Regions from separate parts of the Homo sapiens genome. Here region 1 is linked to region 2. A link is a contact called in ENCODE Hi-C or POLR2A ChIA-PET data. All regions are on one chromosome and are shown on one strand. The core of a region is the stretch at or near the end of the contact, and the rest is flanking DNA. Distances in the headings are between cores, read along the strand shown. Region 1 has its middle 12 kb from the start of MIR223HG. Region 2 has its middle 150 kb from the start of MIR223HG.

Region 1 (6,785 bases), core at 1-2,500, 140 kb before region 2:
ATTAATATTAATTATACTATATTTATATTACTAGTTACCTAATTTTTCATTATTATAATGAATATGATTATTTGTTGTACATAACATAGTGATACTATGTAATATATAATATATATATCACTATATACTATAATTTATAGTGATATTATAAACATTATTTATATTATATATATATATACATATATATATATATATATACATATATATATATATATATATATATATACTCACCTAACATGTGAAAAAAGCTTTCTAAACTGCAAAGTGATAATACAACTGTGAGGGATGAATTTTCTCATTTGTCTAGGGATTTCTTTTGACCTGTTTTGGACCTCCATGGGTGGCCCTCAATGAAGGTTTCTTTGAGACTGGACCTGAACCTGAATCTGAGTCCCCTTGGGATTTGTAGGGCGACCTGCTGGTGCACTTATTGGTACAAAGTAGATATAATCTATCGCTGACAAGGAAAGATATATTTTGGAGCCTGGAACTACCTCTAACCATATATTAAGCTCATTTGCCTCAGCCACTAGTGATAAAAGATGTCTTAGAAGCTGCCTGGCTTATCTGCAAATCTTGGCACTGGAGGCCGACAGAAAAGGGGAAGAAGCTCTATGGGTCTCTCTAGCAACCTTGACTATCCAGGAGATGATCAGTTCTTGGACATTGTGGCATAAATTCCCAGCATACACAAACTTTCCCATCTTCTCATTATCTCATTATCTCCAGCAGGACTGGAGACTCCAGTACACTGTGTTGATAGGGCTAGGGAACCAGAGGAAGTGGGGGAAGAGAGACAACAGTTGAAGAAAGGCTACTCTGTCCCAAGCTAGATGCTTTATGTACATCCGCTTATGTAATCTTCATAACAACTCTACAAGGTGAGAATTGTCGTATCTTTCACTGATAAGGAAATTGAATCTCAGAGTGCTCAAATGACTTACTTCAAGTAATTTATTAATCAGCTAAGCTGGAGTTCAAACCAATTATTTTTCTACTGTCTTCCATACCACATGCCACTTGGAAGGTCCATTTTAATGTCTTTCGCTGTCTTCAGGCTGGAACATATCAATTTTTACTCCAAAGCAGGAGAATTATATCTAAGTTTTGGGGATCACAAATAAGGAAATTCTCTCACTTCTCTTCACATGAACTGGTGCTCCTCTGGCAGGAAGTTGAACCTCCCATCTAATCTGAACCAGGCCTATTGTGGTTTAAGTCAACTTCCTCTTCCTTTATCCTACTTTTCTTCTGAACATTCTTCTCTGAGCTGCAAGCTGCAGCCTGAAACCTCTCAGGAACCTCTCATTTTACCCCTAAGCTAAGCAAAGGGGTTTTAGAACTGGAATCTACTACTCCACTTCACTTGCTTCTTACTACTCCATTGGCTCTGTTCTCACAAAGATCATCAACCAAATAGCCTGTTCTCAGACACTGTCCTGTTTTGTCCCTCATCTGTTGATCTCTGAGCCTGTACATATAATCACATCTTAACCAAATTTAAAAAAAAAATCTTTCTAGTGACCACCACATCATTCTTCAGATCACTCTAAAAAGTAGGTTCCATAGATTACCTCACTGTTTAACCTCCTAATCTACCATAATTTAGCTTTTTGTCTTTATTCTCATTTCTGCACTAACCTTGGTAACTGTTGTCACAAAATTACCATGAACTCTTAATCAACAAAACCAAAAGCCTCTCTACTAGCCCTCACTCCCTTCAATGTCTCTGCAACAGGTGACTGTCAGCCATTTCTTCTTTCCTAAAACCTGTCATCAAATGGTTTAGAGAATACCCTCCCTCTCCAGACTGAATTTGATCACCAGAACCACAGAAGTATGGTTCAGATGAGATGTAAAGATCAAATTCATGCCAGAGGATCATAGCCAATTGCAGAGACTGTCTTCTCCATTTGTGTCCCTGATACCTAGCAGAACACCTGATCCCAATAGTGCTCAGTGAGAATTGTTGAATTTACCTATACTCCTCTGATTCACCTATCTTCCTAACCATTCTCTTTGGTTCTCTTAACGACGTCTCTTTCTTTCCTGTTCTTTATTAAATGTGTTTCCAAATACTCTGTACTTTTGTCTTTTTGTTGTGTCTCTGCACACTTCCTTACTCTCTTTCTATCTTCCCTACCTCCAGATCAGTAGATTCAATCTAATATTGAACATATCTCCCTGAATGTCTAAGTCCTCATGCCCTAGACCCTACACCTCAAACAAACTTGGTCATAATACTGTGTTTCTTATCTCCATGGAGAAAATCCAAGTTAGAAATATCAATCATCGTTGATCATCATTATATATTTTTACTAATATTCTGATTATAACACTTATGACCTTAAAGTGTGATATTTTTTGTCCATGCCTTTTTCTCATGAGTAGCCTGTAGTTCCCTCAAGAAAAAGTATCTCTGTTTAAATTGATTTCTGTATCACCAGTGTTTGGCACATAGTAAGGGGCCTTAGTGTTAGCAATTGTTAGCTAAATTAATAAAGGGTGATGAGGTCAGCTCCCAGAGTGCTTGTATTTGAGGAAGAGAATGATTTTGTTCCTAATGATGAAGAAGAATATAGAAAAAAAAAGATGAAAATGATGTTCATTTTCATCCAGGAATGTTTTTATCCTTAAAGTTTGATATTTATTGCCAGGATGATCTTTTAATAACACAACTCTAGTGGTGTTATTGCACTGCTCAGAAAAGATGAGTGGCTCTTCATTGTTTTAAGCTTAAAGTTCAAAATTTGTCAGCTAAGTGATCAGGATCTTTCACAATCTGTACACAGCCTATGTCTTCACTGTTCTCTTCCCATCCTATATTCTGACTACTGCATGCCCTATATTCTAGTATACCTCCAGCCTTTACACATGCCTCTCTGTGGACCTGGAAAGCTTCCTATTCCCTTCACATCTATTCTGTCAGGAGACCTTGTGTTTCTTCTTCAGACCCAGCTCAATTGTCATCTCCTCTGGGAAACCTCTTTTAATTGTCCTAGACAAATTCTTCTGTGCGTTGTATGCACCTAAATTACAGCCTGATTACATTGTATTTAGAATACCTGTTTACATAGTTACAAAGTGTGCTCTACCAGGCACTGGCTTTAACTTAATAATTTTTGGATTCCCAGATCCTAGGTTAAGTTCTAACATGAAGTAGCTTTTCTGTAAATGTTGGTTAAATCTGACTAAAATGCCTGCTGAAATAAATATTAATATTTGTGCTATATAATCTGACTCCATCTTGACTTATGGATACTTTCCACACATGTTAAGTCCACAACTCCAATTCTGCCCGAGTTAAAATCTCTTCAGATGGCAGGGGTGAGTCATTTCTTAGGCTCCATACCTAGAACACAGTAGGCTTTTAGTGAACCATTTGAAATCAAGATGTGTTTGGAGGTGAACATAGGCCAGCACAGCAATCGGGTTGATGAGTAATGTCTTCTTTTTTTTTTTTTTTTTTTGAGGTGGAGTCTTGCTCTGTTGCCCAGGCTGGAGTGCCATGGTGCAATCTCAGCTAACTGCAACCTCTGTCTCCTGGGTTCAAGCAATTCTCCTGCCTCAGCCTCCCCAGTAGCTGGGATTACAGATGTGTGCCACCATGCCGGCTAATTTCTGTATTTTTAGTACAGACGGGATTTCACCATGTTGGCCACGCTGGTCTCGAACTCCTGACCTCATGATCTGCCCACCTCGGCCTCCCAAAGTGCTAGGATTACAGGTGTTAGCCACCCCGCCCAGCCAGTAATGTCTTCTAAACCTCTGTTTTCTTCCTATGGACATAATGAGACAAAATTTGAATAGAGAAAAACACAATTGCAACCAGGGTTGCATTCCTGTCACCTTAGGTAAGGAAGAAGAGGAAATGAAAATCAGAGAGGCGACAAAGCTGCGTGGGCTGGAGGGAGGAAATCTGTTGTAAATATCAAAAAGCGAAGCTGAAAATAAACCTCAGCCCTTTAGAGAATTACTAGTGAAGTTAAGTTCAATTGATTTAAAGATTGCTTTTCAGAGAGTTCATAAAACTCATGATCCTGAATTGAGGGTTGTTTGGGAAAAACCCCAAACCATTTTTTTCCTCTGCTTTCACATCAACACAACAATCAACATGGAAGATTTCTGCAGCCAAATGTGTGGGATAGTTTCCCCCACACACAAAGCAGCAGACACCAGCTGAGTGTCCTCTAATTCAATTCCAACACCATCTACCTAAAGATAGCCTCAGGTCTCACAAGTTGAGGGCTTATTTCCCAAGACTTCCCTTCACCAAAGACATCAGTCCCAAGTCCAGGCCTCCAGAACTTCTGACTGGGCAGTATCAAGCTGGGGTACCCATAACTCTCTTTTTGAGTTCAATTAATTTGCTAGAGTGGCTCACAGAACTCAGGGAAACACATTTACAGTTTTACTATAGAGAATATTACAAAGGGTACAGATAAAGAGATGCATATGGTGGGGTATGGAGGAAGTGGTGTGGAGCTTCCATACTCTCCCAGGGCACACCACTCTGCAGGAACCTTCACATCTTCAGCTATCCAGAAGCTCTCCAAACTCTGTCCTTTTGGGTTTTTATGGAGGCTTCATTACCTAAGCATGATTGACACTCATGTATAAATGTGATTGGATAAAAAGGGTATTATATCATACTAACAGACTGGGTCAGGGAAGCCAGCAAGGTTTATCTATTCAGATTCTTCTTGGCCTCTCTACACAGCATTCTTTCCTCCTAGGTATGAGTCAGGACCCTCTCTGGAATGAGGGTCTTAGGATCCACAATCAGATTAGAATGCTGCCTTGGACAAGTGAAAGGAGAGCAGGACAATATCAGAGAGAGAGAGATTCTGTTTTCTGAGGCCTGCTTCTGAGGCCTAAAGGAACTGTGGATGAAAACCTACACACACACACACACACACACATCTCTCACAGAGAGAGATTCTGTTTTCTGAGGCCTGCTTCTGAGGCCTAAAGGAACTGTGGATGAAAACCTACACACACACACACACACACACACACACACACACATCTCTCACAGAGGCCAAGAAAGAGACTACAAAATCTAGACATAGAATGTTGTAGGACAAGAGCCTGTGTAGGACCAGGTTATGACCTACACTTAGATCCTGGCTTTACCACTGATCCACTATGGAAAATTAGACAAGTTTCTTCCCTTCTCTGGGCTTCTCTGGGCTTCAGTGTCCCCATGTGCAAAATAAAGGACTAAGCTTCTTTGCATAACAAAAGGAGTGAGATAGAAATGCCCTTCAAGGATATGGCTTACTTCTCAAGCAGAGACCTCTTACTATGGACCACACGGTTTAGTTTTACAGAACCCATGCAGTTCAGTTTTGAGAAGACACCTGGAGTTGACCTGATCATACTCCATGAACTGACCCATGCAAGTCAAACTCACAGAAAGCAGATATAACACAGAGAGGCTTTTTTGTTTGGTTTTGTTTTAATTCCAGAGCTAATATAACCCAAAAACAGCTGGGAATGCTCATGTTGGCTGAATAACAATCTCTGTCTTGCTTGGAAAAATATATTCTAAAAGCCAAATTAATCAGAAAGTTGCTTGATGAAAACATGGACAAGACAAAACAGATTAAATGAGCTTAACAAACTCTTCTTTTCCCCAAACCTCATCAACTAAGATGGGATGAAAGGAGGGGTCAGGGGCACCTCTTTCTTTTATCTGTCCTTTAGACACACCATGAACACAATGACCACTTTCAGTTCTTGTCACTGTTTTTTTTTCCAGTCTTCATGCAGAATCCCCACCTGCACTTCTGCGTTGTCTCTGCAGCTGAGTTAATCCTTTTGATGAGGCTTCTACAACTTATTTAACATTCAGTCAGATCTCTTGAAATTCCACCTTAATTAGATTTCTGATTTCTTCAAGGCCCTGTTCTTTCCTGCTTTGATTAGTGAGAGCTCTCGTTCCATTAAGAACTTCTCAGGATGCCTAATCTATTATATGGTGATTTTACTGGTTGAAATCTCAGGAGAAACTTCTGCTTCGGGTTGTGGGGAAAGGGGGAGGAGAATCTTACTTTGCTCCTACCCATATATACAAAGAGCTCTGCTTTCTCCCCTGGTAGAAATAGCACTGGGCTTGGGGGACTCTGGAAGTTTCAGAGGATTTCCAGATACACTTTCTTCCTTTTGAGGGAATCAATTTAAGGAGGTTGGTAACCAATGTGCTAGGTTCTTATCAAGATAAAATACTATTTCATGGGAAAAGCCTTTGGTCCTACTGAAATCCCTTCCATGGTAAAGAAGAGTTGGTGAGCCTACTAGTCAAAGAGGACAGGTTATCCTTTTTCCTTGCTTTTCCTTTCCTTTCCTTCTTCTACTTGTCCCTCTATCTTCTTTTCCTTCTTTCTTCTCTGTTTTTTTCTCTTCTTCCCTTCTTCACTTTCTCCTATCTTCTCCAACAATCTGGAATAGATATTAGAACCAGTGCTAGGATGAGCCTGAGCATGGAACTGGGTTTTTAACTGTATCTAGCCACCATGTGCATTCTAAGTTGCAAAAGCCAGAAGAAAAAGAGAAGGAAGAAGGAAAAAAAGGACGAGAAAGAGGAGGAGGAGGAGGAACAGAACAAACAGCAGCAGCAGCAGCAGCAGCAGCAGCAGCAAAAAAGGGCTATTGGAAACAAATGAAAATGGATTTGATCTCTCTCCAGTTCTTGCAGCAATAAAAAAAAAATTCTAAAAATGGATTTAAAACACCAGGTCCCCTCCCAGGAAAGCATATAGATTTTGGGCTCACCCCCTTCC
Region 2 (6,638 bases), core at 4-2,503:
TTTAATTTCTTTAGGCTATGTTTTGTAGTTTTTAGCATATAAGTCTTCTTTTTTTTTTTTTTTTTTTTTGAAACAGAGTCTTACTCTGTCACCCAGGCTGGAGTGCAGTAGCAAGATCTTGGCTCACCGCAACAGCAACCTCCACCTCCTGGGTTCAAGCAATTCTCCTAGCTCAGCCTCCCGAGTCGCTGGAATTACAGGTACACACCACCATGCCCAGTTAATTTTGTTGTTGTTGTATTTTTAGAAGAGACAGGGTTTCTCCATGTTGGCCAGTCTGGTCTCAAACTCCTGACCTCAAGTTATCCACCTGCCTTGACCTCCCAAAGTGCTGGGATTACAGGCATGAGCCACCGCACCCAGCCAGTGTATAACTCTTTAGCCTCTTTGGTTAAGTTTAATACTAATCATTTTCACTATTTTGAAATTTTTGTAGTTCTTACACTTTTGCTGTATGCAATGGAATCATTTGTCATTTTTCACAGGGTACATAAGTTTTTAAAATATATTTTTGACAATTCTGCTGTGTTCCTCTTCTGGTAAGGGGGTTCTCAAGTTACTTTTGGCTCCAGTTTCAGTTCTGACACTAATATCCTGTGTGGTCTCAGCCAGGCCCCCTTCTACTCTCTAGGCATAAATTTCCCTATGTACCATTAGGAGGTGAAGGGTGGCTTAGAACAGTGATTTTTTTTAAACATGTTTTGCTATTCCTAAGATGTGTTTCTGAGAATATGAAGGCCAGAGTGGGATGATCAATATATTATCGATATATTATCTGTTTAATATATTGTGCATATAATTTTGCTAAAAGAAATAATTTTTTCTTCAAAAATAGGAGGAATAGCTGAAATTTAAGACTCCTTCTAAGTCTGCAGTTCTGTATTCCTAAGCCAGTATGTGTGAGGAGGAGATGTGTGATGAAGAGGGTATAAACTGGATAAAGGGCAAATACTTTTGGGGAGGAAAGAAAGGGGAAAAGCAAGTGAAGAAAAATCAAGTGAATATACTTGCTTCCCGCCCCCTCCCTGAACACTCAGAGTTTTCAGGCCCTTAAGAACCATTCTATGGGCTCAGAAAGCATGACTTTAGCCTTCAGAAATACCCACAACAACATTCTTTTCTGGAAAGCCCCACCCCTGTAGCACCCTCTCTCACCATGACTACTGCTGCTGCTTGGCTGAAGACATAGATCACTGTAAGGCAAGCTACCACTAAACTTGTCTTTCACTGGCTTTATGACTTGGACTGGGTGTCTCTCATCTTAGGCATCATCTTGCCTAAGGTGTACCTCAGAAGTTAACCACAGCCCTAAACAGGCCCTGGATTGACCTTCAGTACAGGAAACAAAAAGCAAAGCAAGAAAACAGACATGAGCAGTACTATTCTGAGGTTTTCCTTAACTTGAAAATATGATTTAAAGAATACATACAGAAAAAGAACATGAACCATACAAGTAGCATTTGATAAATAACTATGAAGCAAAACACTTGCATAACCACGACCAGGTCAAGAAATAAAACAATACCAACACCTCAACATTACCTCATGTGCTCCTCCCTATTTCCCTCTCCATCTTTCCCCACTAGAGGTAACTACTATCCTAGTTTTTACAGTAATCATTTCTTTGCTATTCTTTATAATTTTACACCATAAATAGGCAATGTGTTTCCTTATTCTTCTCTCCCTTTGGCCTATAGTAGTTAAAAGCCCAAGCCTTGAAAAAGATGGTCTGAAAGTCTGTTTTTGCTATCTATTAGCTGTGTGGCCTTGGGAAAGTTACTTTTCTTTGTATGTTAGATTTCATACCTAACAGGCTAATAATTGTATATTGTACAATTACAATTGTACAATTCTAATGAGGCTCTGACGAACGGATTGAAATAAATTAGAAAATTACTTGGTACATAGCTTGTGCTCGTTAATACTTAGCTATTACTGTTATTCCAACAAAGTGGAAAGGAAAGTATGTTCTTCTCAGAGGAGGGTGCTAGGACATGGAAGGCATCAAAGGGGTGGCAGGAGAGCTACCAGGTTCCTGCCTAAAGGCCTCATTCTCCCACAGAAAATTAAGCTGACCATAAAACACTTTCAAAGTGGCAGTAGTGCCATAAGAAGTTATCATACTAAGAGTGACAGTAGCACCAGCAACTGCAGTGATACCAGGAGTGTCAGTGGCCCAAGCAGCTCTAAGATCATAAATACTAGTGGAAACTCCATTGCTAGTGAAATCATAGTAGCCATTGAGAACACAAGCAGCAGCAACATCAACAATGCCAGCATAGAAGCAAGCACCAATGCAGACATGAGCGTCAGTGAAGGGGTGGGCACCTGCAGAATTGAGACTGGCAGCAAAACTGCAAGTGCAGCCAATACTATGATCTTCAATGAAGACATCAGTGTCAATCATAGCTGAGTGTCAATGAAGGCTTGAACACCTTCAGGAGCTTGAGCCTGAGCACATTTGGGAGTCTGAGTTCCAGTGGGTGTCTGAGTTCCAGTGGGAGTGAGAGTGGCAAACAGCAGTCCACTATTTTGGTCCTCAACCAGTCATACTGTATCTCCAGGTGAGTACCATGCTTGTCCCTACCTCCTGCACCCTGACTTCCCTGCTTACAGGTCTGTCCAAAGGAGCCCAAGAAATGAAAGCCCAGGTGAGTAGAAAAACATCATAGGAAAGGCAGCTTGGGAGGGTTTGAAGAAGCAGGGGATTAAGCATTTTCACAGATAATATGCAGTGAAATTTACCAAAATCCTCAGAGAAGTTAGGGCAGAAAGAATCCTCCTTCTTTGCTTGCCCCTAAGCACCCTGGCAGCTTCCCACATGAGGAAGATACTGGAGATTTTTGCTTTGTTTTGACTCATACTAGGACCATCTAACCTAGGTAGAAGGAAAGGCCAACTTGGGAAGAAAGATAATTGTTTTTAGGACCCCTTTCCATCAGCACCAGCTGCCAGCCATTGTTCATGAATAGGAATGTGGAAACCATGCCTCTCCCCACTCCATATTTCAGGACTCTTTCAATGCCCATGAGTAGAGCTCTAGCTCTTTCTCCTTTTTATTCTCCATCTATTACAGTACCCTTACCTACCTAATTTCAGATCCATGCCTACATGGGTTCTTTTTCTGATAATCTCAACTTACTGAGCCCTGGGCTGGGCACCAGTGGTTCCAACCCTTTCCATGCTTTGGGAACCTTAAAATCAGGGATGCAAGCTGAGTGCAGTTGCTCACACCTGTAATCCCCACTGCTCAGGATGCTGAGGCAGGAGGATCATTCAACCCCAGGAGTTTCAGGTTGCAGTGAGCTATGATCACATCACTGCACTCCAGCCCGAGTGACAAAACAAGACCCTTTCTCTAAAGAAAAAAGAAAGTTACAAGTGCTAGAGACAGATTGCCGGGGTTTGCATCCTGGTTCCATCACTAAACACAATGTGAGACTTGGGGCAAGTTATGGGGGTGATAATAGTATCTAGCTTATGAGGTTTAATGAATTTTTAAAAATCAGGGCCCCAAGAGTCTAAAGAAGAGAAAGCCCAGCAAGAAAAAGACCCCGTGTTGGGAGAGGAAGAATAAACTATTTGTATGTAGGAGTACCAGGGAGGGCTTTAACATGACAATTGAACTGGGTGGCAAATGATTAGGCATTTACTAGGTGGGAGCAGATAGGCATACCAGGCTGATGAACTACTATGAGCAATGGCCAAGAGGCATGAACCAAGCACATCATGTTCAAAGAAAAGTGAGGAGCTGGAATACAAGATACAAGGGGGCAAAGGGCAGGAGATAAATCAGGAAAAGCAGAATAGGGCCCAGCAAAGGAGCTTGGGCTTTATCCTGTAAACAAAGAGGAGCTATTGAGGGATTTTGAACTGGAGAGAGGCATGATCAGAATTGAGGTTTAGAAAGAGGATGGAAATGCATCTGAAACAATCAACAACGTGGTCTCTAGGTGAGGTTGTCTGCAGTGTTTATCTCACCAGTTCATGACATATGGATTTTTCATTTCCCATCTCACCTCTCCCAGGGACCAACTCTGGGAGGCCAGTTAGCCAGACAATGCGGCTCTGATGGGAACTCTCCATGGGCCCAGTCCACCTTCGTCACGGATGATGAGACTGAACTGAACAATGGTACACAGATCCAGTGAAGACGCCTTATTCTCAACAATGATAAGAGTATCATTGTTGAGAATAATGATACTCTTGTCATTGTTGAGAATCGTACCATTATTGCCAAGCCTAAGTAGGATACTTCTGGTCCCCAGGATGGTGGAATTGGGCAGGGATGGGGGAGGATGGAATGGTTCCTTCTATAGGAGGCCTTTGCAGTAAGGCAAAGCTGCTTATGGGAGCCCTTCGATAGTCCAGTAGGTCAAATTTTCCATCTCTTTTGTGTCTAGAATACAGATACCACTCCATTTTAGCCAGGGAAGTTACAGAGGGAAACCTAACACCTAAGACAGAAGAAGAGGCACAATTCCAGGCACTCATCAGGATGGGAGAGGGAAGTTAACAAGCAGAAAGCCACCTTTTAGCCCAAGACCCCAAGGCCCATCCCAGGGTCCATGGGAAGTAGGGAGCAGACTCCTTTCTGCCGACTCAGACTGACCTGCCATGGGCATAAATCCTAGGTCCACCAACCTGAAACTTAAGAAGCGGTGCGTCTGAGTGAGGTGTGGTTTGCCTCCTGCCTAGGAGAAGAGACAGTGAAGGAGATCTGTGCAGACACCTGTTTCATGATCAGTTGGCATACAACCAACATTGTGGTCGTCTTCTGGTAAGGCAGTCATGAGAGTTACCTTTTCTTCTGTATTATCCATTCCTTCTTACCTTATCTCTTCTTTTAAAATTCTTGTGAAATTATTTTTTACCAAATTGTGAAATATAAACCGTCATCCCTCAATGTCTGCAAGGTATGAACACTTATTGAACATTCTGTCCTGCCATGTCTGGATTTTAGGAATTACAGGCACCAGAAAAGACACAGAGATAAAAGGAAAAAAAAAATGAAAAAAATTGCACTGATAGCTGGTTTTGAAAGGCTACACAGACTTTCTTCATGTACCCACACCTAATTTATTGAGTGGCCACCAAGGCTGTTTACTTAGTGGATGTTTAATAAATACTTTTAGGAAATTAAAAACTGAAACAGCCATACACTGAGACCCAGAAATGCAGTCTCACATGTGAATACACAGACCTACTCTATACGCTGCTGCTTAACAAACCCATGTGAGCCCAACCACCTCAGTGCCTTCTCACGCACACTTGCATTGTACATATATCCATACTTATGCTTACACATACACACTTGTAGATGCACACATCTCTGTTTCTACATACCCATACATGCCCATTTATATTTTTCTCATACATTATTCCCACAATAACTCATATTCCTACATATACCATGCTGCTACGCTGACCCACACACATGCCTCTCCATCAATGCCCACGCACATTCACCCACATGTACATGCAATCACATATACATATTCTTCTGCTTATATACACACCATATCCAACACATACTAACTCACATTTTACACACACTCACATTTCATGCATGTGTACATTTCCACACACACACTTACACATATACACCTGTATTTATAGGCGCGGCCACACTCCTAGACATACCCGTGCTCATGTACTTACATACACCTGTGATCACATTCCCTACACCTACACATACCTATGGTCATCTACACACTCACACCTGAGTTTTTTCTATTTATTACACACACATACACATTTCCATGGACAAGCACATTCACATAATTAGTTCTACATACAGACTCATGCCCAAGGTTTCTCTTTTGTTTTCTTGCTCCTTAAGAAGAAATTATCTCAAAAGAGGAAAGTTACTCATCACTCCTCTCCGTGCTCTTTCTTAGATAACCATTCTAGTTTTGTGTGTGTATATTGTCATTATTTCCTGAAAAAACAAGAATTGCTGGTTTCCTGCTCTGTGCTGGTAAGTTGTTTCCTCCTTTCCCTCTCCCCTTCTCAGTCTCTACCTCAAGTTCACCTCAAAGTGGGATCGGCCAGGCCAGTTTTCTTCAGGTGCCATACTCCGAGTGGTGCATTACTTTTCTGATCTAGGCACTCTCACAGGACCCTTCACTACAAAGCCAGAAAGGTCTTTGCAATCCCTCACTCTGCTCCAGTTAGCCCTTGATATACTATGTAAGAGAAAATAAATAAATGCTGGCTCTTTAGGGTTTTTATTAATAGAAAAGATAATTCCACAACCCCCTAAAGAGTTTAGCAGCCCTCGCTCTCAATAGGTTTATTCTGAAGTCTGACTCAAATCCTCATACTGTAGCCAAAGTCCATTTCTTTTCTAACAGTGTCTGGAGAGAGAAACTAGCCACCTCCCTCCTTTATATAAACACAATAGACTAAAACACTGTTAATCTTTAGGCCTGGTCTTCACTGAGTTAAACATTGGAAACAACAATTTTTCAGTATTTGTGAGAAATTTGTGGTGATTTATGGGATCAGATGAAAAGAGACATTTTAGCCAGAGAACAGCCTTGATCCCACATCTTAGTTTCCTTTAGCTCTCAAACCCAATATTCATCCCTTCTGTTTGGTGATAGAGATTTTGAAACCTTCACTCTGAAATATGA

The links. A loop is a pair of places that touch in the nucleus more often than their neighbours do. ChIA-PET counts read pairs that join two places held with the same protein, here RNA polymerase II (POLR2A). Pooled maps may share reads with other maps.
Region 1: a loop to region 2 is called in a map with no recorded cell type, with 2.1 times the contacts of the local background. The contact joins two enhancer-like sites. A Hi-C loop is called at or near these places in 2 of 37 single-sample maps with no recorded cell type and 7 of 50 pooled maps. POLR2A ChIA-PET finds 5 or more read pairs at or near these places in 1 of 52 experiments (K562).

Annotation. Positions count from the first base shown.
Region 1 is chrX:66,000,081-66,006,865 of GRCh38, reverse strand. No RefSeq gene overlaps it. Among named protein-coding and RNA genes, the nearest start is that of MIR223HG, 12 kb to the left of the region's middle. RefSeq lists a silencer at 505-799. Within about 2 kb of position 1,250, at least 5 of the 41 ENCODE cell types and tissues checked have a DNase peak (open chromatin) inside an H3K27ac peak, as active enhancers do.
Region 2 is chrX:65,860,931-65,867,568 of GRCh38, reverse strand. No RefSeq gene overlaps it. Among named protein-coding and RNA genes, the nearest start is that of MIR223HG, 150 kb to the left of the region's middle. Within about 2 kb of position 1,253, at least 2 of the 41 ENCODE cell types and tissues checked have a DNase peak (open chromatin) inside an H3K27ac peak, as active enhancers do.